2 separate regions of the Homo sapiens genome follow, and region 2 is linked to region 1. Evidence: chromatin loops called from intact Hi-C (ENCODE). Cell type or tissue: Caco-2. All regions are shown on one strand. Each heading gives the region's core, and the rest is flanking DNA. Links, peaks and the distances in the headings are about the cores only.

Region 1 (9,820 bases), core at 2,661-7,660:
TATCTCTCATATGTGCTGGCAGGAGGGAAAATTGATACAACTATGTTCTAAAAGGCAGTATCTGATAAAACCAAAGAAATAATTTTTAGCCAGTTCTTCCACTTCTAGTTATATATTGTAAAAACATTCCCATATGTGTACTAAGAAGAGTATACAAGGATGTTAATTACAGTACTATTTATGAAAGCAAAATTAAATTTTTATAAACCTATATATTATCTTTGGGAATACAAAATGAATCATACAATTGAATACTACATTGTAATTTTTTTTAGTGAACCTAATTTTCATGTATTAGCATGGATAGAACTAAAAGCTATGTTTGAGTGAAATATGTATTAAATGTTGTGGTAGGTAGAAACATGACTTCCTATTAGATTTTTAACCTTTTTGTGTGCATGAAATATTCTATAATTTAAAAATAATAACAAACCACTGTTTTACACAACATCAATCAGAAGGCTAAATCTGGGAATTTCCTAAATTATTTTCCTCTTGTGAATTAGTCAGTGGACAGAAGGTACAACATTTGACAACAAACTGGTCAATAAATTACTTCACTAAATTTCTACTGATAGTTTATTGTTCATCAGTAGGATGTGTCACAGATACAAATGAATTTGTTAAATATTGAAGTGATAAAATAACCCTTGTCAAAATGGTAATATGGCCACCCTCCTTTGGACATATTATAAGGGACTCTAAATGAAAGCAACCCACAAATTTTCAAGGTTTCAGGCCAAATCTCTGCCACTAATGAATCCTAAGAATTTGAGAAAATTGCATTTCCTCTTTGACCCTCAGTGTCATCTTCTGTGTTATAAAGGTTTAAACTAGGGAATTCCTACGTATATTAATACCAGTAACTCAGTGACCTATAATTTGACTTGAGAATAAAAAAGTAAACTCAAGCGCAAGTAAAAAATAAAAATAAAAATCAGTCATCTAATAATTTCTTAAGAAGAAAACAACTACTAATTAAATAGACATAATGGATTGATTACATTGAAAATTTAAGCCTCATCAACAGCACAAAGCATAATCTATTGATTGCCTGGTTTTTGTAGGTCGGTAGCTGGTTAGCAACTGAATTTAGAATATTTGCAAATATACAGCTTTCAAAATCCGGTGCTCTTTTTGAAGTCAGACTCTGCTACAGGCAAACTAAACATAGCTTCAATTTAACTTCAAGATGTGTCCATAACAACTGATTACCCCCAAATCCTTCTATTTTTCTCTCCCAATGGGAAAATGCAAAAGTTTTAAATACCTCTATAATTATAGTAAACACAGACAACCATCTCTAAAATTGCAGTGTACTATTTGGTGTTCCTAACCTATGGGCTGTCTATAAAGAGCTCTATTAAAGGAGTCCATCTGGGAAGTGGAATGAAACACCAGATGCCAGGTGTTTAAGAGGGAATGCAAGGTTTTTTCCTTCTTCTTTTCGGTATTAAATGAAAATGGTTTTTCTATAGCCATTTTCTAGATTATATGGGGAAAACTTGGAAATCTGTCTGAAATTACATTATCTATAATATTAAAGAAAGTTTTCAAATTCAAACTAACAATTGGTATGAGAGTAAAATAGCTCTCATAATCCCAGTATCTTGAAGGGCTTTCACCTCCTTGCTGTTCCTTCTAAACCCCCAAAAGAAAAAAAAAATCTAGAGTAATCCAAATGTCTATAATATGCAACCCGTGATTAAAAATATGTTTGGCAGTCATTATTCTTTCTGCACTTACATATATTTCACCCATCTTTTTTTGTTTGTTTTTTGTTTAGTGGTTTTTCTGCTCCCTCCATTCCTGCCATGGGTTAGGTGACATGGTTTTTTTATGGTGTAGAAGCTATCGATTATATTCTTGTTCTTCTAGTGGTTTCCCTGAACATATGTACTTAGCTATATGTTTTTCTAACAGAGTCTAAATCACTTAATATTATCCCCCCTCTTAACAGACAAGACAATGACCCTGGAACACTTGAACATTTCCCACCTCCATAAAGTTGTTCCTATCTAGCTTTTATTTCTTATTTTTAAACACAAGATGCTATTATTTTTAATAGTCGAATTGTTCCTTTAAATTTACCAACATCTTTTAACTTCTGTGCTCACCGTGTTTTTTACATCTCTCCTGTCCCCTCTGGGTATACTTGTCTTTATGGTGTCCTTGTTCTCTGAAAAAGGGATTGTGGGTGGAATGCCTGCCAGAAAATGTCTTTAGTTTACCCTCACCCTTGAATAACCATTTACCTAGCGATCAGATTTGAAGGTTGTCAGTCATTTTCCCCTTAGGACTTTGAAGATATTTACTTCGTATCGTCTGGAATCTATGATTAGATGAGAAGTCTATTGGCCATCTCATTTTCTTGGAACGTAATCTTTCTTTGGGATCAGGTAGTCCTTGAGATTTTCTCTTTATCCTTGATATTCTGCAAGTTTTGCTCTGAGGTGGATTTATTTTATTTAAGTTACTTGAAACTTGAAATGCACTTTCTATCAAAGAACTCATGTCTCCTTCAACTCAGAAAAATTTTCAGCCAATTTCCCTCCAAATATTGCCAATCCAAGACTGCACTTTAGTCTTGTCTTCTATACAAACAAGATTCTCTAAATTTAACCTCCATATACTTTCAGGGCATATGACTTAGGACCAGCTCCATCAAAATTCTGAAGCTCAGATAATATGAGAAGATTTCTAAGACATATGTCACCAAATTTACATGACCTATAGATTGCCCAGAAAAATAACTTTCATAAAGAGATTCATAGCAAGGTGTATCACAGTGAAATGACAGAGAAATGGGGAGAAGGAGTCTCTAAAATATTCCTTTCACAGTACTACTGGAAATGTAAGAAACCAGAAAATGTTTAGTTGACAGGAAACTTCATTTTCCAAAAGATAAACTTGAGACACAGCAGGATTAAAGATGATCTCATTTTAAGATATTGTCAGATTTAAGGACTAAACCCAAAATGTCCTGAATTTCAGTACAGTATTCTTAATGCCATTTCATATCACCCTTCAAAAACATTAGAAATACCTTAGCTATCACTTCAAAAATCCATGTCTCAGATCATTTTCGGATCCATTACAGATGGTCTTGAATATCAGGGGACAATAGAGACCTATTGAGCACCACTGGAATAAAGAGGGATTAACTGACTCGCCCAGCAACATGGGTAAATTATTCCTCCAACATTGAGCCATACGCAGGCAGCCAAACAAGAATTATTTACTAACAAAACAAAATGAAGCAAAACTATTGGAAATATTGTGAATTATAAGGCCTATTCAGTTGATGAACTGAATATTTGCTCACTGTATAACCAAACCCACACTGGTTTTCTGTGGGTGGCTACAAAAATAAATTTTCTACCAATTTCTTAAGAACTGCATTTAAGAGCTAACTGGTGGAAATTGATTTAAGTAGAAGATCTTTTCTGTGGGCTAAAGGGTTTCCAACCATAAGTACCAGAGAAAACTGATGGCTGATTAAGGAGAAGGAAAAAAAAAGGTAAATCAGGAATGGAGGCAATTAACCAAACCAGATGAACTATGCCAGGAACATGGTTGTTCTTTAAAAGGAAGAGATAAATTGGGCCAAACAAGAGTCAGGTGTTACTTTAATCTGTCAACTGATCAGTAATTTTAGTATTCCAGTTTGTGCTATATGCTCAGCACTAGCCTAGAGGTATCAGGGAGAAAAAAAAATTAGCAGCTAAGCTAATAAATACAATACATTGTGTTTTCTTTACCCCTTCACAGCAAAATGAAAAGGAGAGGCTGCATAAAGGAAGGCATTCCATTTTGTCAACTCTGCATGAGGAAAAGCAGGATGTAACTGGACTTTGCCCCTAAGTGTATAAAGAAGCTATTCTAAGTCAAACAAATACAGGTCCTCAACCTGGTAGAGGAGCCCAGAAAGGAGAGAAAGGGCACATTTTAGCTGAGCCTGGAAGGAAGAATCAAATGTAGATAGAGAAACTTGAATATGTTAAAGTGGAGTGGAAAAATAGCCTTAATCTTGCAAAAGAAAGACTGTCAGTGTTTCCCCAGTGGTAAAGAAAGCTTGGGGGCTTATAGAGAAAGGAATGTATTTGAAACAATTGTTAGGGGATGGAATTAGGCAGGTAATAGACAAGAACAAATAGCAGAGCTGATGTACAGTGATCAGGAAGGAAACATAAGTTTTTTGTGTCCCATTTGGGTTTAATTATGAGCCTTTCTTTAACAGTTCTCTGTGGTTAGGGCCAGCAGACAAAAGAGGTGCCTCTGAGGGCTGGAGAATCTGATTAACAGGACCAAAAAAAGTCAGGCAGCCTGCATAGATCACCCCGAAGTTGCTGAACATTAAGTCCTTGGTGAGGAGGGAAGGGAGTCTAGCGTACATGCCCAGGGAAAACAAATTTTCAACACTGACAATTACAACTTTCAGTGAATTGGCAAGAAAAGGCTAAGAGGCCAGAATTGATGGTCCTGGGGCAAATGAAGCTAAGTAAAAGCAGGGCTAACTCCAAAGGAAGCTGGCCAACGGTGCTAATTTCATTATCACAAAGGATTTAGAAAAGTCAAGTCACCTCTGAGGTAATGAAAATACGCTTGGATCCGTTTTGGGGTAGGGAAGCACAACAGAAGAGATTAGGCAGCAGTAACACCTAGTCAAACAGGTTGCAGCCAGAAGTCCAAGGAGGTGAGTTCCTCTGGAGTTAAACAGCAACTCAGGCAACAATGCCTTGTGTACTGAGCAGGGTCCAACCCACAGGGGTAGAAGCTGAGCAGCAATCAGCTCCTCAACCAAGGGATCAGGGATCGGAACCATGCTTGAATTCCAGCATAAAAAAAGAGCACAAATCAGAAACACAGACAGAAGCCAGTCATAAAGACTGAGCACCCAGAATGGGGCCTGGGAGAAAATGCTGAACTAGGAAGAGAATTCAGGGTTCATTGAAGGCTTTTTAAGCTACAAACCATTTCTCAATTTCATCATGAATCCTACAGAATAAAAATATTCTTCTGACTCTTAATAATATATGTTCAGGCTTAGTCCTTATCAGCTCAGATTAAGCAGAGCTGGCCTCAAATTATAGGGCTCCTATTCTTGTCGCTTAGTGGTTCTCCAATAGGGGCAATTTTGTCCCCCAGGGAACATTTGGCAATGTCTAGAGACATTTTTTATTGTCATGATAGGTGTAGGGTTTGGGGTTGTGGGGAGCTACCAGCATTTAGCAAGTAGAGGCTAGAAATGCTGCTAAACATCCTACATGCACAGGATAGCAACAAAGAATGATCAGTGCAAAATGTGAATAGTGTGGAGGTTGAAAAACTCTGTCTAGGGATGGGTCTGGCAGGTACAGGCACCAACAATCAAGGAGAAAATTGCTATTACATGGTGAGTGTTCATTCATTTACTCAATCACTGCTTCAGCAAACACAGCATTTATTATGTAGTAGAGGCTGTACTGGGCACTGGGGAGACAATGATGATTAAGAGATGGTCCCTGACTTCGAGAAGCTATAAATCTAAAATGAAAACCTTGACTTTACAGCCTACGTTCAGTTTTATAAAAAATGCTCGGAGCCAAAAATTAATTATTGTTTCCATGTATTCTATTCGTCGCAGGGAAATTTAAATTATTCTAAAAGGCAAATTGGTTTCGGCTTAAAATCGTAGTGGGATGCCTTCAAAAGATATGGAATATGTCTAACATTTCCAAGGGCACTAACTTGAGTGTGCTTTGGAAAGAAAAGCCCAAGAACAAGAATGTGGGTAGCAGAAGTTGCAGATGGGGCCAACTTCATGAATAAGCCTCCTGAATAGTCTCCACAGTAGCTTTATTTCTGGGTTCTCTATTTTGTTCCATTGGTCTATGTGTCTGTCTTTGTACCACAACCATGCTGTTTTGGTTACTGTAGTCTTATGGTATAGTTTGAAGTTGGGTAATGTGATGCCTCTGCCTTTGTTCTTTTTGCTTAGGATTGCTTTGGCTATTTTGACTCTTTTTTGGTTCCACATCAATTTTATTGTATTTATTTATTTATACATATATATTTTTAGAAAGAGTCTCACTCTGTTGCCCAGGCTGGAGTGCAGTGGTGCCATCTCAGCTCATTGCAACCTCTGCCTCCCGGGTTCAAGCAATTCTCCTGCCTCAGCCTCCCAAGTAGCTGGGATTACAGGCACCCTCCACGAGACCTGGCTAATTTTTGTATTTTTAGTAGAGACAGGGTTTCCCCATGTTGGCCAGGCTTGTCTCAAACTCCTGACCTCAAGTGATCCACCCACCTCAACCTCCCAATGGGCTGGGATTATAGGTGTGAGCCACTGCGCCCAGCCTGTTTCCATATGAATTTTTGAATAGTTTTTTCAACTTCTGTGAAAAATGACATTGGGAATTTGATAGGATTAGTGTTTAATCTATAAATTTCTTTGGGTAGTACGGCCATTTTAATGGCATTCATTCCTCCAATCCATGAGCGTGGAATGTTTCTCCACTTATTTGTATCACCTCTCATTTCTTTCATCAGCATTTTGTAGTTCTCCTGGTATAGAAATTCATCTTCTTGGTTAGATGTATTCCTTGGTATTTCATTTTTTCTTGCCTGGCACAGTTTTATATGCTGGGGTTACAGCAATAATTAAGACAAATCCTTACTTAAATTCTAGTGAAAGATACAGTCAATAAACAAGAAAACAAAATGTTTCAGAAAATGTATATGCAATACAGAAAATAAAACAGGTATGGATAAAAAGAGAAATTGGTCAGAAGTTATTTTAGTTAAGGAATTCAATAATTATTGGGTAAAGTCCTGAATGATGAGGTGACAAGCAAAGCAAAGTGGGGGAAATATTCCTGATGGAGGGAACAGCAAGGGAACAGTAGGTATAAAAGCCCTGAGGTGGGGCCTGGTGCAGTGGCTCACACCTGTAATCCCCGCACTTTGGGAGGCTGAGGTGGGCAGATCCCAAGGTCAGGAGTTCGAGACCAGCCTGGCCAGTATGGTGAAACCTCGTCTCTACTAAAAATACAACAACAACAACAAAAAATTTAGCCAGGCTTGGTGGTGCAGGCCTGTAATCCCAACTACTCGGGAGACTGGGAAAGAAGAATCACTTGAACCCAGGAGGCAGAGGTTGCAGTGAGCTGAGATTGTGCCACTTCACTCCAGCCTGGGTGACAGAGCGAGACTCCATCTCAAAAAAAAAAAAAAAAAAAACCCTGAGGCAGCAGGTAGACCAGATGTACCACTTCACATTTCTGAGGCAAAGATTTCATCTGTAAAATAAAGGTATTGGACCCCCCACAAAATCTCTTAAGTCCTTTTTAATTATTTTATTTAATGACTCTTTTAAGACGATTATTCATGAGTGTTCTAGGAAGAATACTGAGCTATATTTTTAAAGAAAGCAAACAGCTATATATTTAAGTGGTAAGTATTAAAACAGCCACATCTCCAGTAGTTCAGATCAGCATTTGAGATAGCTCATTATTTATAGATCTGTTCTTCTGGTATTCTCCTCCCTCCTCATCTTTCAACTCATAAAGACAAGGTAAAGATAATTGGTAATTATTAATCAATGGCTAAACGCTCAGGAATCCGTTGTACCTAAGGCCCATTCCCATCATAGTTTCCCTCATCTTAAATTTATTAGTTGATACATCAAATACTGGATTCTACCTGCCAAGGATGCCAACATCCCAGTAGTTGAGACTTGAGGTGAAGTTCTGATTTTTTGTTAATTGACCGAGAAATACCTAAATCCAACTGCATCAAGCATCCCTTGAGTTTTCTTTGGAAGCTATTCACACATGGAACAACAGCAAAAGGGGAAACAAGGAACCACGTTACACATCTTTCTGGCAAGATTCCCTTGGAGTGTGTGGCTTGGGCCCAAAATCTACAAGGAGATTTACCTTCCCCTCAATCCTAAATCCAGACCAGCACAAGCTCCTGAAAGAAAGATAATGGGTATCCTGCTAGCCTCATCTTTAGCCATTCCTCCTGTTACATTTGGGATCCAGATACATTAACATGAATCTCATTCCTCAAATCCACTCCACTCTTATTTCCAAGCATTAAGATATGACAATCTTTCTACCCCTCTCTTTATCTGGCTAAATTCAGCTCATCCAATGAGTTTCCAAGTCCTCTCCTGTGCCACCTTGTACTTCTACAATCACACTTTATCACACTGTGTTGTAAGGATGTGCTTACCTGTCTGCAACCCCCCAAGCTGTTAAGAAATAGATGACAGGTACATCTCATTCTTCTTTGTTAACCCAGAATTGTATCTATAGTCTCTGCTACAAAATAGGTGCTTAATTGTTTTTCGAGTGAGTGAATGTGATTTCCATTTGTCCCTTCATTAATTTGTGTAATCCCTACTCAACCATCTTTAGATCTATGTCCTTTCAACAAAACTTTCTAATGTTTTTGAACAAGGAAAGTTTTAAGAATTGAGAACTTGCTCCTCTGATATCTTAATACCCCAAAATGAGTTTCTTTTCAAGAGTCCCTAGGAAGGGAACCACAGTATTTTCAAAAATACAGGAGAATTAACCAAAAAATGTTCAAGAGTTAATTATTCCTGTGACAGCTGAAATAAATATACTGCCTTAGTCATCACTATTCTCTTAAACCAGCTTAAAAGAAACATGTTTGGCTTTTTGTTTTAAATAGAAACAGATTGTTCAGGGTTTGGGGGAGCCAGACACAAATCAGAAAGCCTGTCCTCTTTCATCTTATAAATCCTTGCTCTCTGCCCAGCCCTGAGATATTTACTGACCTACAGATTAAACCACCTTCTTTCTCTTCTCCAGGTGCCCTTATTTGAAAGCAGTGCTGAGCAGGAGGAGGTGGGCGAGTCCTGCTCACCTGGAACACAGGAAACTCTGAACTCAGGTAGCCTGAATCTAAACTGGGAGAGGGCATTGGGGTTGAAAATTAACTCTTGAGCTGCTTGGCCAAGCTCAGCACGTTATGGAATGATACTACTCACCAGATCAAAGGAGGAGCAAGCAGCTGATATCTGCTCCAAAATTCCTTCTGGCATTTTTCTCTCTGGCTGTGGGCCAACCTGCTATTTTTCTTTTTTTTTTTTTTTTTTTTTTCAATTTTTGGAGGTTTGGGGTTTTCTGAGTTCCTTTAATGTGCCAGGTACTGTGCTAAATGCTTTACACGCATTATTTAATTCAATCATCCATACAACCACATGAGGTATCTATTTTTATCCTCATTTTACAAAGAAATTGAAACCCACAGAAAGCAAGTAACTTAGCCACTGACTTAATAAAATGAAAGAGGCTAGATTCAAACCCAGGTCTAATGGATTCAAAACTTAATATTTTTTTCCTCCACATGTAGAAATTTGTACCTTGAAATAATCACAGGAATGTGTGCAGCCTTTTGGAGTTGGCCTAAGATTAAAATGGGTGCTATGCAGCTTATAACAACACATCAATGTCATTCTGCAGGAAATCAAGAGTTGCTCCTAGCCAGAATAATATCTCCAACTGTATTGATGGACTAAGACTTTTCTGACAGTATTTTGACAAAGATTAGTTGTTTGCCCAAGTAGTTTAACTTCCTTTAACAATTAAGAATAATCCTAGCATCCAGGAATTAAATATGTCCATCTTAAACAGCAGCCTTTCCTTTCTATATGGTATTTCCCTGAATGTGCTGTGAACATTTATGTTTCAGTTACCTTTGCAAATGCTGTTCCCCAGCCTAGAACAGCCTTCCTGTGATTTCCCAATGATGGAATTTAAAACTCTTTTCAAATTATTCATCATTTAAGTCCCAATTTTATAAA
Region 2 (9,820 bases), core at 2,825-7,824, 52 kb after region 1:
ACTCATAGGCCACATTAATCATTTTGACCCTTTTTCTTGAAGGCAGTAAAGAGTTTTAAGCACATGAACAACACAATAAGATTACGGATTTAGAAAGCCAAGTTGTGGAGAATAAATCACTATACCTGAGGTCTCTCCTATGACTGCATGTTTCTTATCAGCCTCATGTGGAACCACAGCCTGAAAAGTGTTGTATTGCCAACTTATTCAAGTAGAATACAAATAGCTGTCTTCCACAAATAGACTTCTGATCAAGTTTTAAGAACCAATTTTAAGGTATGGTCAATGCCGTATTAGCCAGGGTTCTCAAGGGAAACGGAACTGGATGTATGCATATATGTGTATAGAGAGAGGTGGTTGGGGGAGGGTGGGGAGGGAGAGACTGACCGATTTTAAGGAATTGGCTCACATGATTGTGGAGCTGATTGAGGAAGTTGGCAAATCCAAAATCTGCAGGCTACCCAGGGAAGAGCTGCAGTTGAGTCTGAAGGCAGTGTGCTGGCAGAATTCCCTCTTCTTTGGAGATCAGTCTTTTTTTCTAGGGCCTTCAGTTGATCGGATGAGGCCCACCCATATTATGAAGGGTAATCTGCTTTATTCAATGTCTACAGACTGAATGTTGATCTCATCTAAAAAGCACCTCACAGAAACATCTAGAATACAGCCTGGCCAACATGGTGAAACCCCATCTCTACTAAAAATACAAAAATTAGCTGGGTACAGTGGCATGTGCCTGTGATCCCAGTTACTCAGGAGGCTGAGGCAAAACAATTGCTTGAACCCAGGAGGCAGAGGTTGCAGTGAGCCAAGACGGGACCACTGCTCTCCAGCCCAGATGACAGAGTGAGACTCCATCTCAAAAAAAAAGAAAAAGAAAGAAAGGAAAAAAAGAAACATCTAGAATAATGTTTGACCAAATATCTGAGTGCTGTAGCCTAGCTAAGTTGACTCGTAATATTAACCATCACAAGTGTCTATTGGCACAGGTGAATGAGTGAGGTTTTTGTCCTTCAGGCTTGGGGACAATACATTGACCAATCCCAAGGATAGAGTAGCTACTCCCATAGATTCTCATGGCATCTCTGTGCTGAGACACCAGCTCAATCCAGACAGTTTCTGAACAGACAAAGCAAAGTTTTAGAAGAGGGACAACTGGGCTTTGTGTTCCACAGGTTTCCCACCTGCCACAGGCCCCATAGGCCCCACATTCCAGAGTGGAGTGGGGAGATGTTCCAGGAAGAGCTGTGGCTGAGAGACCTCCCTCCTTGAATGTTTCCCACCTTGGAAGAATAAGGCAAGAACTGTTTGCTTGTCAAGGAAATTCCCTGAGGGAAACATTAACTTTGGAACTTCACAATTTCAACAAGGAAGTTATAAAGGCCAACATCTAAGAGCTGAAACTCTTCCCCCACACTCACTAAAAAAGAGAAGGAAAAACTAGGGAAAGAGAGAAAAGCCTTCTCACATAAGTAGTTCCCTGTGATACCACTATGCTTATGTAAAGAGACAGGAGTTCTGTTTTATAGTTTAAACATAGTAGGAGAGGCTGCACAAACACTGACTGCGTTTGTGATACCAAGTCATAATTTTTCCATGGCATTAGCATTTGAGTTTTTAATTCACAAAACCCCTCCCTTCTGCTCATGAAGAAAAGAATGACATGCTCTGGTTATGTGTTCATATCACCCTCGATTCCAGAATATAAGAGGTAAAAATCAGAAAATCCAGGGCGTGTGAGGAACTTTCTGAAGATATTCACTCTAATGACACATCCATTTTGTTGCTTTCTTTTTTCCTTGGTCTTTTTATAACTCAGAGAGGAACAATGCATTTAATAAAGGCAAGAGAAAGTTTTCAAGGACAAGAATCATTATGCAGACTCACTGACATTTAGCTTTACTGTAGTTAGAACAAAAGACAGTAGGCTTACACTTAGCATAAGTGATTGGAGTTACTTATAGAGAACTGTTGGACATAATAGCACTACAGACTAAAAGAGTGCCTGGGAAAGACTGTGGACTTTGCTTCCTGAAAAGATCAGAGTAATAACAGGGATGGATTTTCTACACTAGTACTATTAAGACACACCAGAGTATTAAACCTCCTATCACTGCGTCTCAGCAAGTTCTACCTCACGTATCCCAGGAGCCAGGTGCTCCAGACCTGTAACTGTCCAGAGACCCCATGCTCTTTTTTTGTGTTACTCTCTCAGTTCAAAACACCCACAGGACTTTGGAGAAACACAAGTGGCTTGGGCTACCTAATCTGAGGTATGTCCCCAACCCAACAGCCAGTACCACTGGTGCTGTTAGATTCCCTTGCTATAGCATGCACTGTAACAAAACAAAACACGAAGATTTGTCTATGTTGACATACTCCATATATCTACACATGCCAAGTTAAAAATATATACCAATGGCAAATCATTTCCAATAATGTTCTATTACATTTTTCTCCATGTATAAAATAATACTGGCTTTCTTTTTCTAATCAAAGTGATAAATTGCTCCTCTGGAGAGCTATGGTACTTCTACCAGATTAGCCAGATTCTTGGAAGTTAAAATAACCTAATGTGTGAAGATTCTTCATTATCAAGTGCCAGATTTACTTTAGGAACTAGCTAACTGGAACTAGTCCACTATAGATAGTCCCTATCTTCTTCTCCAGAGGTACAACTGAGCAGAAACAAATAAACTTGTCAGATTTATGAGAATGAAGAGTAGAAGTAGGAAAGGAAGGTAAACAGCTTCCATGACCACTTTTTTAATCCTGTAATTTTTCACAGAAAACACATTTGCCAAAGGATAAAATATTTCATCCATCCCCTTCTCTTCACCCTCAAAGCTTTTTTCTTTTCTTCTCTTCTCTTAATTAAACACCTCCAAGTATGTTTTTATCTATGACTGGCAGCTCTCCTCTCCACACCCTTCTCATGCTGTACAAATAAATCCTGTCTACTTCAGAAACGTGTAAGTTCACACAGAATATTAAATATGACATAGACCGCATCTTACTAGGATGACATAATGTTGCTCTGTCTGAAGTTAGAATGGGATGCCTTAAAAATAAATATTCTGTTAATCAAGGTCCTCATATATGTACAGTTTAACGTAATATTTCCAAATGCTTTTGAAAAAATTCACTCATTTATAAGAATTTAGAAAAAAAATCACTTGTTTATAAGAATTTAGAAAGATTCCTACCTTGTAGGTGTGAGGGGGAGGGAATTTTTTTTCCTACCCTAGAGGATCTGATTTTTGTTTTTGACCATGATGACTCAGGAATCAATGCTAAGTCTGGGTTCCTAAAGAGGTACTGTATGGACTGAATTGTGTTCCCACAGTGTCCCATATGTTGAAGCCTTAACCACCAATGTGAATATTTGGAGACAGGGCCTCTAAGAAGGTAATAAAGGTTAAATGAAATCGTAAGGATGGAGCCCTAATCTGATAGAACTGGTGTCTAAGAAGAGTAACAGCCACCAGAGAACTCTCCTCATGTGCACAAAGACAACCTTATGTACACACACACACACACACACACACACACACACACACACACACACAGAGCAACTGGCCTCAGAGAGAATGTCCTCAGAATGAAACCTAGAATTCTAGTACCTTGATATTGGACTTCCAGCCTCCAGAACCATGAGTAATAAATTCTATTGTTTAAGCCCCCCAGGAGTATTTTTTATGGCAGTTTTAGCAAACTAAAACAGAGATCAAGCTCCAGATTGGGAGGAACAGGAGATGGGCCAGGACTAGAAGCCTAGTGAGCAGTTTGAATAGCTAAGATACCCCATGGTTTAGAAAACACAAGGGAAGCACCAATGTATGTAGAAACATGGCATGTAATGATAGTGAGTTCTGAGATCTAAGCCAGAGGATCAGCTGGCACAGAGGTTTGCAGTTTAGAGCAGAACAGAATTTGAATGCCTGCTCTTCCTAGCTGTGTAACTTTCACTAGCTTTTTCTGCACCTCAGTTTTCTCATTTGTGACCTATGGACAAACATAGTACCTATTTATTGAGATGATTTAATAAAATATATAAGTAAAAAGCTCAGCACAGTACCTGACTCATAGGAAGCACTTACTTAAATTATCCAAAGCAAGAAAGAGTCAGAGCAGATAGGCCAAGGTTGTCACTTAACAGCTAATATGGCCAGAGGATAGAGGTAAAACACAGCAGAAGTGACCATTTGTAATGGGAGCCTGTGAACAACATTTCCAAAGGTAAAACAACTACCAGAAACCCACAACACTGTAAAGTATGTTGTTGGATCCAGATAAGGGACTGGCTGCTTGCTTTCTGTTCTTAGTAGCTGTGCTGATATGGATGGATATCCACGTCATAATTCTAGCAGAAAACAGATAGCTCATTCAAAGAGTAAGACTGGTTAAGGAAAGCCAAGGAAGGATGGTGAAACATCTCTGGGCTAGCAAAAGAGAGAAGACACTAGCAATCCTAGGCCTGACAGCTAAGGGAAAGGGGTGGTTGTTGGATCCCAGGGAGACCTGAACAGTGGGAAAGGATCCTGACAGGAGCTGTGGCCTTTTCTAAGGAACACAGCCACTAATAAACAGAGGCCTGGCAGCAAGGGCAGTGGGGAAAAAGTTGATCCATCTCTCTTTCCTGCCGCCCTCTGACTTTTTGCCAGCCACTTCCATTAGCCAAACCCAAAGAAAAGCCAGAGGCAAGGGAGCCCAGGTGATGTAGGCCATAGACATCAGCCTCATAGGGTCCAGAGTGGAAAAGGGTGGGGTATAAATCTGTAGGGGACACAGAATACACAGTATAACTTACAAAGGAAAATAGGAGTGTATTATCCCCAGAATAAAATGGAGGTCTGGAAGCACTGGTTTTAGAATTGAGACTAAGTCTTCTTAGGAGCCCCTCTTAGTCTAACTACAGTGTCATCAACTCATCAAGGCAGAAACAAGCTAAGGAATCTCTCTGTTCCCTCAGAGGCATGGAGGCCTCTCTCTAGCTACTTTATCCAACACACATGTTTTCTTCTGATGATACTCACCCAAGTGTGTTTCAGAATCTTTAGCATCTGATTTCTGCCTGGATGGCTGCTCTTTCCCCCTCCAGCTTTCTGGAAGTTTAAATTACTTTCTAGAATTCTATTTTCAAGTGAGTTCCAATGACCCTATTTTACCATACCTAGAGACAAGTTTGACTTGAAATGTTTTTGGATCTGGTGCATATACGAACATAAATCAGAAACAAATTAAAATCTTCTGTTTCATCTCTAACCTGTGTCCTGAATGTGCTACCTTGTTTTCTCTTAGTCATTGAAGAGTAATGAGACTTTGATCATTTTCATCTTGGGATGCATTGCGAAGATGTTGACTTTGGGATCTAGTCCCTTTGCCTCCGCCCCACCGGATATGCACTCATAAGTCTTGTTGACATTAGTGAATAGTTGTATGTGCACAGCAGAAGGATAAGAGAGACAACTGAGGGGTCAGAGCAGCAATTTTTTTGCTAGGAGCAAAAGCAATACATGTTGTCCAACAAAGGAACTAGTGGAGTAGCAATACAGGCTATTATTTTTTCTTTATTCCATAGGGAGACATTATAAGTTCTTCTAATTAATAGAATCCTTTGTGCATCACTTTCAGAAGAGCTTTTCCCTTTCAAGAAGGAATCTAACAGCACAGCAAACATATGCATTTTTGGCTGTGTTTCAAGACATATTTATTAAGTAAGTGCTAGGGTGGAGGATGGTTTTCTTGCCAACAGGATTCATAGGACACAGCACTTGAAAGCACATCAAGGAATGAACCATTTCTATGACAAGCACAATCACTGCCTGTAACTCCAACTTAGCTGGTGCTGTCAGCACTAACCACATAAACCACAAACTAACTGAAGAACTTCAGGCACCTAAGATTAAACACTGTCTCCCAGTATTACGAGGTGCTGGGGCCGATCCCCAGAGCCACTTGAGTTTACAGAAAATAGCAGCTGGTCATACAGAGACCATTTCCGACTTCTTTCCACCATTTTGGGCACAGAGATCTTCCTGGAGCTGAACCCTTCCATATCCTGTTGTTAGGAAGGGATGTCCTATTCACCAGCAGGTCTGCTTACTCCACACACCCTTTGCAAAACAACATTTCTGGAAGAAATCTAATGACCTATGAAATCCAAGCAGGGAATATTCCAGGTAATTAGGACACAGGCAGGGTTTTTTTTTTTTTTTGGTGCCTCCCCCTTCACTGCCCACGTTCCCTCCCACCTCTCCCTACTCCCAAAGTCAGAAATCTTCTTCCCTTGGAAGCAGCAGTTCCCTCCTATTCCCCCCTCCCACCTACCACTTCTTGGTAGCCTATGAAGATGAGATTGGAATAAAAGGTAGCTACAGGGTTCATGTAAGGTGACAAATCTGGCACATGCTAAACACTTAGCATTATACAGCCGCCCCTTAAGAGTGCTCCAAATCCATCAGTCATCATGGAAAAATTAGAAGCTTTGCTGGATTCCTGCCTCTCCAAACAGATCTTCTGAACTCCTTAATGGACGCTATAATTCAGCACTTGAGAATAGAGCCTCAGACCAGCAGGACTGTCTTTGGAACACACTGTCAGGCAACTTGAAACAGGCAGAGAGGAGCAAGTCAAAACAATCAGCAATTTCATTAAGAGGATAAGATTAATTCTGAATGAGGCCCAACTCTGACTCACATTGTCAATTATTATATATGATCTCTATGAGCAGGCCATTTTCCCAATTCACTAAAACATCTGTGCATTTCAATGGGCTAAGCTTTACCCTGCCCACTGCCCTCTAGCTGTTTTTGTTGTGGATTATGTAATTTGGTGAGTGATGCAATAAGAAGAATGCTTTCTACCTGTGCTTTTTACAAGATATTGTCCAATGATGAGTGCAACAGGCTTGATGGCTCAGAATGTTGGATTTCAACACTCTAATTTGTTCTATGACCTTGGGCCTATTACTTCCTCTCTCCTGGCATCTGCTATAAAAATAAGAAGGAGCAAATATTCTTGCCTCTTTTTATCACCTGATCTGAAAACCCATTGTAACTGCCATGAAAATAAGCACTGGTCCATGAGACCAATGCCCAGAAAATTCAGGCTAAGATTCCTGGAAAGTGGGCTGTGGGCATTATTTAAAACACACACACAAAATTTACCTTTTGTATTTGCTTTTGCCTTTAGCTGTGTGGGAAGCTGTAGTTAAAGGGATTTAGATTTTCATTTAGTGATGTGAAGAAGAGAAAGAGGAGTTACTGAAGTCTGAGAGGCAAAAAGTTTGCTTTGAGGGCTGGGGGTGGTGGCTCATGCCTGTAATCCCAGCACTTTGGGAGGCCAAGGTGGGAGGATTGCTTGAGCTTGGCAAGTCAAGACCAGCCTGAGCAAAATAGTGAGACTCTATCTCTCCAAAAAATAAAAAAATTAGTTGAATTCGTTGGTATGCACCTACACTCCCAGCTACTAAGGAAGCTGAGGCAGGAGGATCATCTAAGCACAGGAGTTTGAGGCTGCAGCGAGCTATGATCACACCATTGTACTCCACCCGGGGCAGCAGAGAGAGAACCTATCTCTAAAATAAATAAATAAATAAATAAATAAATAGTCAATTAAAAATTATTTTAAAATGAAAAATAAGTAAAAATAAATGTAAAAGTTTGCTTTGTTAGATAAAAATAAGCTCACACTTTACCCTAAAATATATTCCATAAAGATCAATAACTTAAATGTAAAAAAAAATGATGCCATTGAAACACTAGAAGAAAATGGGGGAATATTTTCATAACCTAAGGATATCATAAAATCCAGAGGCCACAAATGCATAGTGATGAATTTACTGCATTAAACTGTAAAACTTCTTTGGAGAAGAGAAATAAAAGATACACACAAAGCCAATGTATCAAACAAGAACTGGAGACGATGTTTGCATTTCATGTATCAGAAAATGGCTAATGTCCTTAATGTGGGGTGCTCTTTAAAAATCAATATGAAAATCATGAGTACAAAAACTTGCAAAGGATGTGAAAAGGCAACTTGGAACAAAAGATATCAAAGACCAAGCGACATATGGAAAGATGTTCAGCCATGTTTACAGTTGAACACAAACTAAAATAAGGTAGAGATTTTTTTTACCTATCACATTGAAAAACATTTCAATGCTTTTGGTGGAAGTATGGAGAAATGGGTATCCTATACCTCAATGGTGACAGCGAAAACTGATAGAAAACTGGCAAATTGGCAAGACATATTAAAGTCCTACTTATGAATTCAAAGTTGTTCTCTTTGTAGAAATTTATTCTACAGATACGCTTTCAAAAGTGTACAAAGATTATTCATTTTAACACTGTTTGTAATAATGGAAACCTGAAAATGGACATACAGTGCATAGACCATTAGAAAGATACAGTAATCTGTACATATGGACAATGTAAGATGTCTAAGATATGTTCTTGAGTGAAGAAAACAAGTTTCAAAACAGTAAGAATAGTATACTCCCATTTGAAGTTAAGAAAAGGATATACAATATTTAGAAGTGTGTGTACTTTTCCTGTTGTCTCTGAATTTGGGCTGAGGTTTCAAAATTGATAACAGTAAGTAACATGTTCCCCCATGTTCTAAATAGAGGTGCTATCTTATCCATTTAGGACTTGCTAAATGGTGAACAAAACCCTATACTGTGACCCTTAGCCCATCACCTACCATCAATCTCTGTGTAAGAGGATACTAGAGGTTGATCAGAGTGAGGAAGAAGAGGAGAACCTGGATAAGAGTTGTTGGCCCAATAGTGTTAGAGCTCCAGGGGATTGCCCGCCTCATGAGAGAAGCTGCACAGGGTGCCAAGTTAGAGGAAAAGAGAGAACTTTGGAGAGAATGGGGGGCTCACTAGAGGGAGAAAAGGCATCCCACCCCCAGCTTGACTGTTGCCAATCTTCAAAAACTCAGAAGGCTTCCTCCTCTTGTAAGAGTGTAGTGAGAGAACCCTTGGGTGAGCTTGACCTTTGTTCCCTAGAACTCAGGGGTACAGAACGAAGTGCCTGCCTGTTGCCTGGAAAAGGCTGAAGGGTGGCCAGAATGACCTGCTAGGATAAAGCAAAGAAAGAGGGCTCTGGTTGGAATAGGCTGTTCCTCCATGCTTCTGTGGGGCAATGATGCCAAGCTCTCCCATGGGCTAAGTGATCCTCCTGGAAGATTGCCAGGCTAGTGCTATCTCGAAAAGAACTTGCCCCCAGAGAGCTGGCTTCCAGGCCAAGATAACCCCAGCTGAAACATTCTGTGGAAGGAAGGGAACCATTCTGCTAAGCTGAGAGAGCATCTCTCAAAACAAATGATTCATTGAACAGAGAACAAAAGTGCTGCTTCAGCAGAGGGCATTCTCTGAAAAACCTACAAAACCATCCATAAAGGAAAAAGCCAGCATGAGGTATGCACTATCCAGAGGGCACTGATCTGATTACAAAGCACCTGTTGAGCAAGACCTTGTTCTGTTACCTCTCCTCCTGCCCCTCAGCCCGGTCCTGGAGTAGCCAGGTTCAGCAGGGGATCCAGAGGAGTGGGAAAGCAAGGCAGAGTGGACAGACAAGCCAAATTCCACCTTCCTCCTCCTCACTGCAGATTTCTGAGCCAAGGCCAGGCCTAAGCTAAGGAGAGGGTAGAAGTTTAAAGTCAGATATGAGAAGGAACTTTTGATTTTGATCAGATTGACCTTTTAAATACATTTTAAAATAAAAGAATGTTTTAACATCTAGACATGTTTGGAAAACCCATAGGATCTGCTCAAAATACTGTCCAAGGTCTATGGAGGGAGACTGGTAGAATG

The links. Hi-C counts contacts between places; a loop is a spot of excess contacts. Peaks named below come from ENCODE experiments on the same cell type or tissue, not always from the same donor. Only the 100,000 strongest peaks of a DNase experiment are listed, where the experiment ranks them.
Region 2: a loop joins it to region 1, with 4 times the contacts of the local background. A loop is called at or near these places in 1 of 110 quality-filtered maps.

What each region holds. Positions count from the first base shown.
Region 1 is chr15:38,159,990-38,169,809 of GRCh38, forward strand. No RefSeq gene overlaps it. Among named protein-coding and RNA genes, the nearest start is that of SPRED1, 88 kb to the right of the region's middle. In Caco-2, for the core only: no CTCF peak of the experiment used is centred there; a DNase peak (open chromatin) is centred at 4,732.
Region 2 is chr15:38,211,583-38,221,402 of GRCh38, forward strand. No RefSeq gene overlaps it. Among named protein-coding and RNA genes, the nearest start is that of SPRED1, 36 kb to the right of the region's middle. In Caco-2, for the core only: no CTCF peak of the experiment used is centred there; a DNase peak (open chromatin) is centred at 5,399.